Linked DNA regions of Mus musculus: all the other regions are linked to region 2. Evidence: chromatin loops called from intact Hi-C (ENCODE). Cell type or tissue: heart. All regions are shown on one strand.

Region 1 (5,000 bases), 81 kb after region 2:
TGGGCGGCATAGTGGGATACTGTTGAAGGCACCAGGAGGAGTGGAGAAGAGAGAAACAGACTTCCTCAGATATGCCTGTCTTTCTCTGCCAAATTAAACAGGCTACTACAGACATTGCAGGTTTTGGTAGATACCTCAATTCACAAGAGAAATATAAATTTCTGGGTCATTACAGAAGGACAGATCCCCTTGTTGACAAACTTCCATATTAGGAGCCTCCTCATAGACTGACAGCCTAAGGGCCGGTTTATTTTTCCTCGTATACATAGCAATTCAACATGATTTCCAAGATGGACAGTGGAGAGTATTACTGCGAAGCCCGGAACTCTGTCGGACACCGCAGGTGCCCTGGGAAGCGAATGCAAGTAGGTAAGCCTGGGGGCTTGAGAAGGACGTGTGTGTGGACAGAGTATGGAAGAGCTGATAGGTAAGGGAGCAAGGGGACAGACACGCTGGAAGAAATGTTTAAAATGAGCTTAATATTAAAACAACAACAACAACAACAACAAAAAACAAAAAACAAAACCAACCCAACACTGTTGCTTTCTGTCTGTCTTCTAATCATGGCAAGACAATTTAGCATATATATATGTTTTTCATTTATCAAATATGCTTTTCTAAGCAATCTGTCTTGCAAATCACTGTTAAGTGTGCTATAGTATGGACTGCTGGGGTCCCACGTAAACTGCTCCCACCGACTTGATACATGCAGCAGAGACTCTTTCTTTCTGGAGTCACACTACAATAACACAGCAGCACTATACGTGTGCCGTGAGCACTATGTGAGTGTTAGCCACCTGGGTCACTGTCAGTAAGTCATGGATGAGGGCTGAGTCAAGGCCCTGACACACTGAGCTTATACTAATTGCAGGCTGGGTTTTCCAAAAGACACACGGAATAGTTTTCAAGCTAGACTGTCCAAAATGTAACTACAATATATTGTATTTCACAAAATGACTTTTGGAATTAAGAGAGTGAGAGTGTTAATCTTTTCTAGGAAATATGAGTTTCAGAGCATACCCCCTCCCACCCACAACAATAAGGATCAAACCAAAGGCTTGATCCCTAGCTGTCAAAGGCAGGTTTCAGGGCTGGAACTCAGGTGTCCAGGCTAGATGGCCAGCACCTTTACGCACTGTGCCATCTTGCCGGTCCTAACATTTAAGATTTTGTAAAAGCTTGGTTCTCTGAATATTTCCAATCCATTTGAGCCATGAATTGAAATTAACTAGGTAAGTAGGCTTCAGAAGCACACAGTTGTCATTGGCATAGCTACCAAGGAGAGTTTTTATGACTGTTGGATTTAACAATAGCATCTGTCCGTCTCCTTAACAAGAATCCACACATGCTTTATTTTACATTCCAGATGTTCTCAACATAAGCGGCATCATAGCAACGGTTGTGGTGGTGGCCTTCGTGATTTCTGTATGTGGCCTTGGCACATGCTATGCTCAGAGGAAAGGCTACTTTTCAAGTAAGTTAAATTCGTCCTTCTCAGATACATGATAGTCTCTATGTTCTTCTGAATAGCGAGGTTTCTTTTCAAGGTACTGTTTCTCCCATGAAGTTCTACCACCAACTCTGGAGAGAGTGTTTTTATGGCTGCTGTGCTACAACGTTCACAATGATGTGCATATGCGCTGTGATACACCTCGGCAACCATATAACACGTCCTTTTTGTGAAATTCTGGAACTCTATGGAATGTGTGAGCGTCATCCTGAGAGCGTAGCAGCACAAAGACATTCAGTGTAGACAAATGTTTATAGTGCAGTAACATATGGTATGAGGTCCTTATATTTTATGTTAGAAATTATGCCTTTCAGGAAAGGCATTAATTTCTTATTTTATAAAAATAATAATGAATTTATAAATATAATTATAATTATAAAAACACAATGAATTTATAATTTCATTAAAATAAGCCATCAGTGAAATGTTTTGGTATAGAACTGTGTAATATCTAATTTAATACAAGGATAAAGAAAACTGCTAGGCACAGCTAGAAACCTCGTTGGGTGTGTTGGTATATCCCCGTGGTCCTAGCACAGAGTCGTAAGAATAGTAAGTTCGGGCTATATAGTGAGATCCTGTTTCAAAACCATTGCAAAACAAAACCAATGAGCATACACAGGCCCTACGGAATTAGAGCTGCTTCCAGGCAAGGCTTTTCGTGCTTCTTGGTCAACTCTTGTAACTTCAAACTACATTTGATTAAGCAATTGGTCTGATGTAAATTTTTGAGATTTAAACATCTCATTCTCTTAATATATGCCTTCAGTCCCTGTGTTTAAATCTATGAAACCTCAAGAGCTTCCTGCCCTAACAAAAGGACATGAAGTTGAATTTTTAAATGAAATAATAAACTATAGCATGAAGATGTTTTAGAGCCGTCTTTTAATAATGGGTATCAGTTTTAGAATTTAGGTTGAAAATGATTCACATTGAAATAAAATCCAAAGGCGCTTCCAATATCATTTATAAGTAGTTATACATCATTTCTACATTATACATTAGCATTTATACATCAAAAATATTTCCATGAAAATTGATTCAAGGTAATTCCTTCTGCATAGCTATTGGGTATGGAGCTCACATGTGGGGATTACAGCACGCACAGAGGTGGAGGCAATAGCGTCGTAAGTTCAAGGCCAACGTGGTCTGCAAATTAAGACCCTGTATCAAGAAAGAAAAAGGGTGAACTGTGTTGTGAATGAGAGCCCAGTCTGTCCTAGCCTATCCTATTCAATCAATAGACTCTAGCGGTGTCCCCCTGCTGGTCAGTAGTGAAAGTGTAAAGGAAATCATGCAAAATTCTTGTCATTTTTACCTACTTAGGAAAAATACCTGATGATTTTTAAATGAGGAATCAGTAAATCTTTTTCTTAAAATACTGAAAGAGTCGACACGGGTATTAGGAGTTGTTCATTAGCTTAGATTATTACTTCCTTCTTCATATGGCAGAAAACCTGTCCAAGGGAACCATATTTTTGAACTTCTGTTTGGAATCAATATTAGCAATTAGCAAATCAATTAGCAAACTGGTCCATGACCAGTTTATATTGTTTTTCTTTACTGGGCAGGTGTGTGTGTTATGGTACTGAGGCATGACCCCAGGACATTGTTCATGGTAGACAATTGCTCTGCAACTAAACAACATGGCCAACCTTTTAAAAAATTTTATTATGTATTTATTATATTTATTGGCCATGCCACCCTGAATGTGCTGGACCTCATCTGATCTTGGAAGCTATGAGGGTTAGGCCTGGTTAGTACTTGAATCAGAGGCCAGTCTTTTTTTTTTTTTTAACTTTTATTTTGTATTTTGAGACAAGGTCTCACTAAGTTGCTCAGGCTGGCTTTGAACTTAAGATCACCCTGCCTTAGCTCCCCAAGTACATGGGATTCCAGGGTTACACCACCAGGCTCAGTTCCCTACCTGGCTTTCTCTAGGGCCTGTAAGCTCATTTTTTTAGCAAGGCAAATTTGTAATTACTTAATAGTAGTAACACTGCCTTGAGACAGTCTAAGAAATGTGAACCCTACACGAGAAGACTCCTATTCTTTTCATTTATAAGCTGATGAGACGTTAGTATTATTATACTTTAAATCTTAATGACATTTTCGAAAGCTCATTTTCTTGGTTATATAACTAACTCCAAAGCATCCTTGATTTTATCCCTCCCTGAGCCCCTCAAAGCCCAAACATTTGCTGTATGTGTATGGCCTTTTATAGGAAAACTTGCATTTAGAAGGTACAAATGTTAACGGGTAAGGCTTAAAAGAAAATCAACCCAAAGCCATTGTGGCTAGAGCTGCATATGAATTCTTGCATTAATGATATATACCTATTCTTTTGCAGAAGAAACTTCCTTCCAGTAAGTATTCTTTCTTAATGCTTACTTTTTCTTCCTGTCTTTTAGTTTTTAACCATCTGTTAAATGGCAAAAGTAGTTTATTTGTCTAGAGTAACCCTGTGAGAAGCTAATTAGCTTCATCAAGAAAAACATACTTCTGCTGTCTGGGGCCTACCTGTCAATGACAAGAGGAGACATATGGTCTCTAACTGTGAGGACATTTCAGTAGTACAACTTTAAAAACACATTGCTATGTATCACTAACTAAACTAAGTTTTCAAATGAGCTTTCACGTAGCAACTGTCACACTTAACTGAAATGTAATCAGTTTCGTGCCCTACACTGCTCTAGGCGCAGCCACCATATTAGTTTAAAAGGTGAGGCAAACACCCACAAAATCTGTATTGGAAATCAGTATCAAAATTAGCATCATTGTGGAGCTTCCATTGCACCAACTAAGCAGAAAATGACTAAACCTGTACAGTGTGCTACTCCAGAGTGTGTGACAAGAACGAGGGAGAAAAGAGCAAGTAAGAAAGCATTGAATTCAAGGACGGGGAGTGGAGACTGTCATTTTAAATACAGGATCGAGAAAGGACACAGGCGATGTTTGCTGAAGACTGAGGGAGGAAGCCAGCCAAGCAGATATCCATAATGGTGTTCTTGCAGAAGGGAGAGAGGAAAACAAAACAGCTCCAGGTCAGGATGCTCAGGATATCTCATGATATGGAGATGAGCATCATGCCTAGAGCAGTATGGGAAAGAGAGGCAGGGAGCACACGGAAGTACTGGGGGTGGGGGGGAGAGGAAGGCAGACTATGTGGAGACGTTGCCCAGCAGTTCTGAGGATTTTGAGGCATTTGGGAGTCCAGGAAGGGCTGTAAGCAGCTTTAAACGTTTTAATTCTTTAATGCTTACCGTGGTTTCTCTGTTAAGAATAAACTTGAAGGGGGAAAAGGTGAAAGCAGTTAGGTCAATTACAGAATGACAGCCAGGGAGCCAAGACAAACATGGCATATGCTGTACGCTGATGTGGTGGTGTCGGAGTGCTTGACGGGTTAGTGTATAGGGGATATATTTTCAGCCACCAACTGATCCAGATTCAGGCTGGTAGGAAGAGAGTCACATGGGGTGTGGCTTCGGGG
Region 2 (5,000 bases):
ATACATATTTTACACATATTCACAAAAATTATCAAACTAGAGTCTGACATATCAATTAGTACATACGTTCCATAACAAAGGTCTTAGAGGTCGTGATGGGGGTGGCTCAGAAACTTCATCTCTGCATATGGTGTGTACAGAGTCCCATTAGGGCCTTAGGCTTGTCTTACTCTCCTCTATAATCCCCTACTGTCTACCACACAGCATGTGCTACGAAATACATGAAAATCAAATGAGTCATTATCACCAGTGCTTGTTTAACTGCCAGAGTGGAGACTGAGTACACATCAGAGCCTTACCTAGAACCAATGCTGTCAATTACCCTAATGGTACTATTACAGAGTCTTTTAAAAAGCTAAACAACAGCCAACCGTGCCTATCTACTATTCGGGAGATATTTCAGTTTAAATATCCTATCTATGGAAGCCCTATCCAAATCCTATCAGTACCTTTACAGCCAACGACCTCTCTAACAATAGAAACAAAACAATTAACGTCAGCATTCACTATACTTATGTTTCCATTCACACATTTAGTACCTATACTAGATAAAACCACAACATGGGACAAGTAGGAAGGAGATGAGACATATACTCGGGGGGAAAAAAAAAACTAAAAAGATAAAGGTAGAATAAATGAAAACTCAAGAAAAAAACAAACCAAAACAAACCAAAAAAACAACCCTCAAAATACTTTAATGAGACCTGCTAGATAAATGCTCCCAGAACATGCATATTACATAGTCATATTCAGACAAACTAGGGAGACAACCTGTACAGCAGAGAAATGCTACGATACCCACCGTACCCACAAAACAAAGGGGACAGTGGGTGGCAAAATGGCTGCAAATAAATTCTACAGCTTCGCCAAGTAATGACAGCATGTTCCCCTCTGCAGTGCTCTGCACAGCGCGTGTAAAATGGTCAACATTGTTCTGCTGCTTACGCATGGCACAACTGTAAGGGGTTGAGATGTTTTTATTCATCACGAAGACAGTGCCGGGATCAGTTTTCCCAACATGCTTAACTTCGATCTTCTCCGTTCGGGGGGTTAACGATAACTGCCTGCTTTTCTCTCTGTTAAACAGATCATTCCGCATTTCTGTCAGCTCCGTGGGTGACAGCTCGGCAGCTGGCGACGTCGCTATAAATCCTATTAAGAAAGCAAAGTACGTAGTTTACTCTGGACCTGTAACAAGTATTGAAAACGGTAGAATTTTGCAGAACATAAGTCAAAAATTCGACTGAGGCAAACTTGAACCACTTTATAATGTTAATAATTTAGGATCCAACAACGAAAAAACAAAAAACAAAAACGCTGGGCTCTGATTTACTCTCACATCACCACCGATTTCCTCAGTGGCGTCCTAAAACCAGACTCGATTGGGAAGGAGAGCAAAGTTGTAGTTGGAAACGGTCTGGAGGGGAGGAGAACGCTCCAGGAAGGCGGAATCCCCGTGTCCAAACGATCAATAGCTAGCATGAGAAATGCTGAACTTTTCTTCCACACCCCAAAGCAAGGGACTTGGCTAGGCAAGCGCGAGTCCTCACTCCCTGGGAGATGGGGACATGTTTGCCGAAGACTGGGGCTCCTAAAACCCCCCACAAGAGCCGCCCATGCCCGCATCCCTTCTCTTTCCCTGATTCCTGCACCCCAGATTGTCTTCCCACACCGGGAACACAAAAAACTCACTCCAGCGAGCCCCGCCGCCCGCGCCGGGCCGCCGAAGAACCAGCCTTCCCACCGCGGTAGCCATGGCTTCCCGAAGTAGCCAAGGTAGCTCGGCGTCCCGGTCCTTCTCGTCCCTCTTCCCCCGGAAACGCGGAACCCGCGGCGGAGGTTCCGTAGGACTGATCAGCTCGGGACCGGATGCTAGGAGCGCGCCGAGCCACGCGGGGGCGCATGCGCGCCTCTCCTTGGATGGCTCACCCTTGGCCGCGCTGCGAGTCTTGTCCTTGGCTCGGGGACGACCGGCTGCCCTGAGGAGTCGCAGAAGTGTCTATTGGACAGAGGAGTCACACAGGCGCCTTTGTCTCACGAGGGTTCCAGATTCCCGGCAGAAAAAAATTAGAGGAGGACTCTTTGCGTTACGTCTTTGACAGTCTGGCCAGCCACGCCGGGTACAACTCTAGAGGGTGGAAATAAAAGAGGTTTGCAAAAGTGAGTTTCAGGTCGGCTGCAGTGGGGCTGAACCCGGTTCACCGTTTAGTCGGCCACGTTCCTGGGCTCTTGGAAACACGTCGTGTTGATTTTGCAAAGAACGTCCTAGAACTCTTTTCCGAATGATCTAGGCACGACTGCACGGAGTAACCGGGAATCTGTGTCTCGTCCCTGGATGTATCCCAGAAACGCAAACCGTGCTTGGCAGCTCAGCAAATATTTGTTATGACGGTTGGTAAAAACACACTGCTACATCTAACGCCTTTGTGGTGCCAGCACGTTCCCGTTGGAGCAGCATTCTTTACTTCTGCAAAGCTGAACCAATGAACCAATATAGTTTTATAAATTTAGTCAGGAATTTTCACATGATCCCTACTTTTAACTTGTGGTGGAGCACACACTGCCACCAGGCGGAAGGGTAAGCTCGGTCACAAATGCTATGTTTTATGCCACACAAATGTGCTGTCTCCTTGGCCCAAATAATACATGTTTACAATTGCATAGGGAAAGTGTTAAGACCTTTCCTCATCTTTAAGGCAAGACATGTAAGTATAAATTTGGATTCAACCATTCAATATTGTACTGGCCTATCTCATGTAAAGTCCTCGGCCGAGAATAGTGACTGATGCCTGCAATCCCTCCTCAAGAAGGCTTAGGTAGGAGCTGGAGAAGCCTTTAGCTACTTAACACACCTTTTCCTAACAATAGAAGTTCTAAATCAACTCTGGAAAAGTGTGCGCGCGTGTGAGCGTGCATGTGTGTTTCTTCCTTAAATGTTCTATGGTTCCCCTGAAAGCTTTCAGCTTCACAGCTTTTAGAGATTGTGTCCATTTCACCCCACCCCGAAAACTATAGTTCACGGCCACATTTAAAACAATCCTCTGGACGTTAGCTTGAGAAAAATTAATCATAAGCACATCTGCACACAGCTGATTGGAGCGTCTACTATCGCAGAAAGTAATTTTGCTGGAAGGATGCCACAGGTGATACTGACCAACAAGTACTGAATATATGCTAATTATAAAACTGTTTATTAACCCACACAACTGCCTTGAATGTCTGCCAAGCAACGTTTGGAGAGTTGGAGAGACCTACCCAAGATAGACTTTTGACCAAGAGTTCCTTCAAAATATGTATAATTTTTTTCCTGCATACCTGTCTATGCTTGCCTGGTGCTAGAGAAGGTCGGAAGAGGGCATCAGATCCCTTGGAAATGAAGTTACAGATGGTTTTGCGCTGCAAGAACAACTGAGCCACTCCTCCTCCTCCTCCTCCTCCTCCTCCTCCTCCTCCTCCTCCCCCCTCCTCCTCCTCCTTCTCTCCCTCCTCCTCCTCTTAGAGACAGGAGTAAAGTCCAAGCTAGCCTTGAACTCAGGATCTGCCCACTTCTGCCTGCTGAGTGCTAAGTCTAAAGGCGTGTACCACCAACCATTAAGGAGGCTCTTGTTGCCCAAATTCATGACAGTTTCCCCCCCACCTTTTTTTTTTAATTTAGCATTCGAAGTATTAGGATTCATTCATTGCAGTACTTTCGTGTCACTAAACATTTCCAATTGTTCCCCTCCCTTCCTTGCTAAACTTGCTGAGTCCTTTCCCCAGATAATCCACTCTTTGCTAACACTGTGATTTGAATTGGTGGGTGTTAGTGGGAACACACTGAAGAACAGACTCAAAGGCACAGTACACTATGAAAAACTTTTAGTAACAACAAGAATTACAATAAGGAATTTGGACATATATACTAGTCCTTTCCCCATGGAGATATGGTGTGCGATGGTTGCAAACAGCAGCTTCCTTGGTAGTGTATGGAGCCTGTTGCCTATATGGGTTGCTCTGAAGGACCTTGGAGGCAATTTCCTGGCAGTTATTCAAGTCTCTGATCTCAATGCTGTCCCATTCTAGGCTCTGGACAGGTATGTGTGATGCCTTTGGGTAACCCTAGTGGCCATGATTCACATTGCCAGGTCGGTTGTTATGTCATTCTGCACCAAGCTGCAGAATATGGGACATCAAGCCTCATGACTGAAGCTCAAGTTCCCTGTCCATCACAAGATCCACATCCCAAAGGAATGAGGTTGCACCAAGTTGAATGCAGATGAGTTTAAGAAATGGTTGATGAGAAGCGGCTCATTCCTGATGGCCATGGTGTCAAATATACATATGGTTTCCTGAACAAGTGGGGAGCCCCGCATATATTTTCACTCTTTTGATCCAAATGCAACATACTAAACGTATGAGTCTGTGCCTGGAAAAGTTGTATGAAGTATCTTAGTGGCGTTCTGGGAGGAACAGAGCTCAGCATGAAGCTGGGGGCAGGCAGAGTTCAGCACGCTAGGATTTTAATCAGCAGAAATGCCTGTGTGTTAGTTAAGGTTTCTATTACTATAATTAAAGATGAGCAAAAGCAACTTTAGGAGGAAGATTCCATCTTACCACTCTCTGGTCACACTCCACTTCTAGAGGAAGTCAAGGCAGGAATCCAAGGCAGGAATGGAAAAGCACTTACTGAAGCAGAAGCCATGAAGGAGTGATGCTTACTGGCTTGCTTGCCCTGGATTGCTCAGTTTGTTTTCTTATATCCATTACTCAAAGGTGGCACCACTGGAAATTGGCTAAACTCTCGTACATCCATTCAATGTTTTACTGGGAGCTGCTCCTGAGAAATGGGATTGTAGCCTCAATGTATACATGGTAATGGGTTTTAGAACTTATTAGACGGCCAAGGATCAACCATAGTACTTATAATTGCAGCTCTATGAAGCACATGAAATAAGCTGAATTTTATAAATCAAGTAATTTAAGGAGCAGGTAATATGAATTTTACATGCCCCTCATAAACA
Region 3 (5,000 bases), 140 kb after region 2:
CATGCAGATAGAGCACTCATACATATAAATGAATGAATGAATCAATCAATCAATCAATCATTCAATCTTTTTAAAAAACAGAGTTTGCAGAACATAGAACACAGCTATCAGGTACCATTTGAGGGGGTACATAGAAGGTTCTCCCACACTTATTGGCTCACTGCCTTGAGGACACAGCCTACTGATGTCTGAAAACGCATACTTGAATGAAGCTCAGGAAGCAGACACAGGATCCATGCTCCCACCGCTGCAGAGGAAAAGTGGTAATTTTGAGGCATTAAATAATACAATCTGAAAGTACTATAACTGGCTATTAATTTGTGTCATGATTCTTAAAAAGAAATCCACTTTTAAAAACCAGAAGGCTAGGGATCAATTTCACATGCTCATCAATAAATGTCTCAAAGTATTTAATCATATCTCATGGCCACTCACATACACCTTTAAAATTATTTTTATTCTTTCTATTGAATTTTTGATAAGCCCTTCTCCCCTAATTCAACTGGAGTTTGTATGCTGCTTATCTGGCTACTATTATTGAGTTATATGTCTAAATAATAAAAATGAAACCATGAGAGTGAGGTTTCTGGGATAAGGCGAGGTCCCAGTTCCAGAGTTTTCCAGCTGAGGTCACTGTGGCTAAGGCATCCTCGGCTGGCACGAGACGCGAGAGGAAGAAGGATGCAAATCGGAAAGCGTGGCCAAAGCAAAAGGACAGGGACACATTTTGGAGATGACGATAAATGTGTGGTGGCGGCTGTTTTCCTTTGGACTCAGTGACGGGGAGAACGCTTGTGCCTGAGCTGATGAGCCGGCACAACAAACGTACAGACTAAGCTGTAGTGATTCTGCAGGTGGTCGGCATCACTGGCCTTCGCAGTGACGCAGCGCATAAGTCACTAAATCAGCCTGTGTCATATTGCAGTCACTCGCAGATTCCCTGCGTTGGAGCTCATTGGCTGGCATCTGAGCTTGGCAGACAGTTGTAGAGGGAAGCCGCAGGCTACCTTTCCAGCAATGGGTTGAGGTCCAATCCTTCTCCCTCCATGTCACCAGGACACGACAGGAAAGTCCGAAGCAAGCCCAGGGTTGTTTATTAAGAACAGTTACCCCAGTTCAAAGTGGCTGAAAATTCTAGGATTAAAAATGTCTGCCTGGCCGCATCACAGCTCCAAAATAAACAGTGTGTGCTTGAGCCCCGCCAGCTGTTTTGGTAGTCACACATGTAGTCTAAATGGCAAGGTAAAGAAATTTATGTAACTAAAAACTGTTCATCAACAAGGACTCCCTGGGTTTTTTTTTCTCCCCTTTGAAATGGGAAAACATATTTTTCAGATCTTACTCAGCTGTGCAAGGAGGTAAACAGATGTATTCCTTCACACTCCCTGCAGAGCATATTGCGCTGCTCACACATACAAAGCGATGGAGTTGAAGCTACACAAATGTTGTCTGTTATGAAACCTGTCTCCGCAGGGATATCATTTCCAAGGAGGGTCTCGTTTAAGAGACCAGTGCTTGGTGTCACGCTTTGTGCGAAAGGTGATTTTTTGTTTTCTTATGAACACAGTATTATTCACGTTTAAACCTTGGCTTAGTGGGCAGTTATTCCTCACCTCCTCCTTCTTAAACTTAGAGGATTTTATCTGTTTAAAATTCTGTTGTTCCTGTCGAGGTGTTGAATGGCTCCACTGAAGGAAGAAGGGTCTGGGTGAAGTTGAAGGGAATTCTAGGCATGGAGGCAACACACAACACAGCCTTGGAATCCGAGAGTTGACGACGGTGCTCCCCATGGAAACAGCATTCATTTGGAATTCTGCCAGAGCATGAGCACTGTGTTCAGCATGTACGTCCCTGTCAAGAGGCTGGAGGACCCTGCTGATGAGGCTCAGTGGCCCAAGAGAGAAGCCTGAGGAGGGGTTTGTGCCAAAGACACCTGCATCTTGGATAGTCTTGTAGCAACCCTCCAGACGACTGTCCTCTGCTGTCCATGGGGAATGACTCCAGACACAGGCACCGGACTTTGAGGGTGCGCAACACTCATAGGGCAAGAATTTGCATATAACACAAGCACAAACTCCCTAGGTCGCCTCTAGACTAATACATAGAACGTTGTGAGCACTCTGTAAATGATTGTTTAACGGTGCCATTTAGGGGTAGTGACAGGAAAATGGTTTGTTTTTGGTCACTAACTGTTAGCAGTTGTCAATTAACCTCTCAAATCGACTAGGCAGGGGCGTGTTTCTCGATACTCGCCCCAATGTTTTGGGTTCCTGAATGAAAGACACACACAGACACACACACAGACACACAGACACAAACACACACACACACACACACACACACACACACACACACTGTTTAATGTGCCTTAACAGCTCAATGGCTGGGTCACTCCCAGAACTCCACATGGCTACACTTCCCAATATCCCTGAGTTACACTTACTGTCCTAGACCCAATGGGTGGGGGTAGGGACTGGGGCTTTTTTTCCCTGCTCTCTCTTCTGCACTTCTTAGGCCTCGTCCTTCTTCTTTCCTGTCGTGGCAGTTCTCAATCCTTCTGTAGGTCCCCTTGCCCACGAATCCTAAAGTCCTGCCTCTGTCTCACCGCTCAGCCATTGGCTGCCGGCCACTTTATTCACCAATCAGAACCAACTGGGGGCAGGGACCCTCATCATCTTGTGCAATTTTGGGAACCCAATTAACATAATATAAGCATTAGACGAAATCCACAACAACTATCAGATAAAACATTTTTTGTTGTTGTTTTGAACATTCTCTGTAGCCCAGGATTGGTTTTATAGTCATTGCATAGCTGCAGGTGGCCTTGAACTCCCGACCCTTGGGCCCCCACCTCCCAAGTACTGATATTATCGGCGTTTATGTCATGATTGGTATGTCATGATTGGCCAGATGTAATTTTTCAAACAATTTTTATACACAGTTGGTTGAAGCTGCTGGTCTGGACCTTGTAGAGATGGAAGGCTGACCGTATTTCTGATCAGTCGCTGAAATATTGAAATGAGCTGTAAAGGCTCAAGGGAATGTGACCACTTAGCAAAATAACAATAGGTTCCAACCTAAGACCCAGGGTTTCCCAAGCCATGGATTCGTGATGAGTGTTTTAGTTCCAGATCTGAAATTCTTTCCTGTGGAACAAATATCAAATCCAGCAAAAATAGAGTTACCCTATTTTTGATACTAGCACTATACCAGTTATCACATCTTGCCAGGCAGATCAGTATTGTAGCAAGCTGTACCCTAAATAGGACCCTTTAATCAGCCCCTCACCCCCACCAATGCTCAGAGAATATCATATAAGAGGATGCAGATAAAAACCATAAAAGCAGGAACAGGGGGGAAGAGTACTTCATCCTGTTTGACTCTTTTTTTTTTTTTTTTTTTGGTTTTTCGAGACAGGGTTTCTCAGTATAGCTCTGGCTGTCCTGGATCTCACTTTGTAGACCAGGCTGGCCTCGAACTCAGAAATCCGCCTGCCTCTGCCTCCCGAGTGCTGGGATTAAAGGCGTGCGCTACCACTGCCCGGCTCTGTTTGACTCTTGAGGCATAGTGTCACTGAGCACCCGTGGACATCCTAGATCACATTATGCAGACAAGGCTGGACTCCAAGGTACAGAGATCCTCCAGCCTCCATCTCCCCAGTGCCATGGCTGAAGGCATGCACTGCCATGCCCTTTGTCAATCCCGTGTTCTGGATAGGACATGACTACTGCCTCCATGAGCTCTCGCAGGGTGTGGTTTAAAGGGAAGGTCAGAGGTACTGTATCTGAGTTGAGACACCAGTAATCTAAAATCAGGAAGGTTTTAAGAAAAAGAATTTCTTCCTAGGGGAGAGATTCATTTCCCCTCATAAGCAATTGCTATATAGAATTAAGATTCCTGTCTGGTTTTATCACCAAGGCCCACCAGTGAGAACTCCATCTAGTAGGACTGGAAAACACACCACCAGAGAGTTCTCATGACTGGATTTCTGTACCTGCCTTTAAGAGGTTTAACAAAACCGTTTGCTCTTGGAAAGGCGAGAAGACTGGATTTGTGGATAAGTGTCCCAGTTTTCAACATGAAAGAAAAGAAAAGAAAGAAAAAAGAGAAAAGAACAGGTGAGATGGTTCAGTGTGTAAGGTAATTACCACCAAGGCTGTGTGAGATTCACAGGACCAACTTGTTGGAAGGCGAGAACTGATTCCTGCCAGTTGTTCTCTGACTTCCATATGTGGGTCATGTGACAATTGTATGCCTACATACACACACACACACACACACACACACACACACACATTTTTAAAACCACCATAACACACTTACTACAGTACCTAGTAGTTTGTTTATGTGCATTTTCTATGTCATTGTCCCACTGGACATGGGGTTGTAACGCATCATTTATTCACCAGAGAACATAGCTAGGTTTTCTGATACATATCAATGTCGCTTGAAACATTCTAAACACCATAAAATATTCTCATCATTAAAACCAAGTTTTAAGACCCTTAGGGCCTTTGATCCGGAATTCACAGACCCTCCCTCATATGGACACTAACATCACTTTAGGGGATACTCTTTCTTCTGAAAATGTGTCAATGACTGACTAAAGATGCAAAAAAAAAAAAAAAAAAAAAAAAAAAAGGAAAGGTATAGGGACATTCCAAGACAAAAATACAACAAGTAGATTTGAACCCTGGCGTGTCTCGAGCTAGGCTGAGGAAGATAGGAATTTGCCAATCCTGGCATAAACCGATCCAGAAAAGCCAATGGCCAGTGTTAATTCACCGTAGAAGGAAAGCCTGGTGTGGCTCCTCTAGCCTGCATATGTCATTCAGGATTTCTGCTTGGGGCTCCTGTTTGACACAAGTTTCTCACACAGCAGATCTAAGGGCAAAGAGATGCTTCAGCAAGAGCCTGTGGCCATACGACCCCTAGTGTCTGAATGCTGAATTGCAGTACCTCCTGTGAGGTCGGCAGGGTGCCGTTTGAAACAAGTCAGA

The links. Hi-C counts contacts between places; a loop is a spot of excess contacts. Peaks named below come from ENCODE experiments on the same cell type or tissue, not always from the same donor. Only the 100,000 strongest peaks of a DNase experiment are listed, where the experiment ranks them.
Region 1: a loop joins it to region 2, with 5 times the contacts of the local background. A loop is called at or near these places in 22 of 42 quality-filtered maps.
Region 3: a loop joins it to region 2, with 6 times the contacts of the local background. A loop is called at or near these places in 7 of 42 quality-filtered maps.

What each region holds. Positions count from the first base shown.
Region 1 is chr16:84,814,900-84,819,899 of GRCm38, forward strand. Jam2 (junction adhesion molecule 2) reads left to right here. Exons shown (of 10, transcript NM_023844.5): 6 at 270-369; 7 at 1,367-1,474; 8 at 3,861-3,876. Gm46557 (a long non-coding RNA gene) reads right to left here. Exons shown (of 2, transcript XR_001781961.2): 2 at 2,379-2,674. Among named protein-coding and RNA genes, the nearest start is that of Gm46557, 5.4 kb to the right of the region's middle. In heart, a CTCF peak has its summit at 2,794 (motif pointing left); no DNase peak of the experiment used is centred here.
Region 2 is chr16:84,733,462-84,738,461 of GRCm38, forward strand. Mrpl39 (mitochondrial ribosomal protein L39) reads right to left here and starts at 1,783. Exons shown (of 10, transcript NM_017404.5): 1 at 1,693-1,783; 2 at 946-1,152. The coding sequence starts at 1,756. It also overlaps the pseudogene Gm26153. In heart, CTCF peaks have their summits at 1,881, 2,573 and 4,095; DNase peaks (open chromatin) are centred at 1,850 and 2,360; H3K4me3 peaks cover 2,190 bases; H3K27ac peaks cover 1,431 bases.
Region 3 is chr16:84,874,437-84,879,436 of GRCm38, forward strand. No RefSeq gene overlaps it. Among named protein-coding and RNA genes, the nearest start is that of Gabpa, 42 kb to the left of the region's middle. In heart, CTCF peaks have their summits at 612 and 4,949; a DNase peak (open chromatin) is centred at 4,975.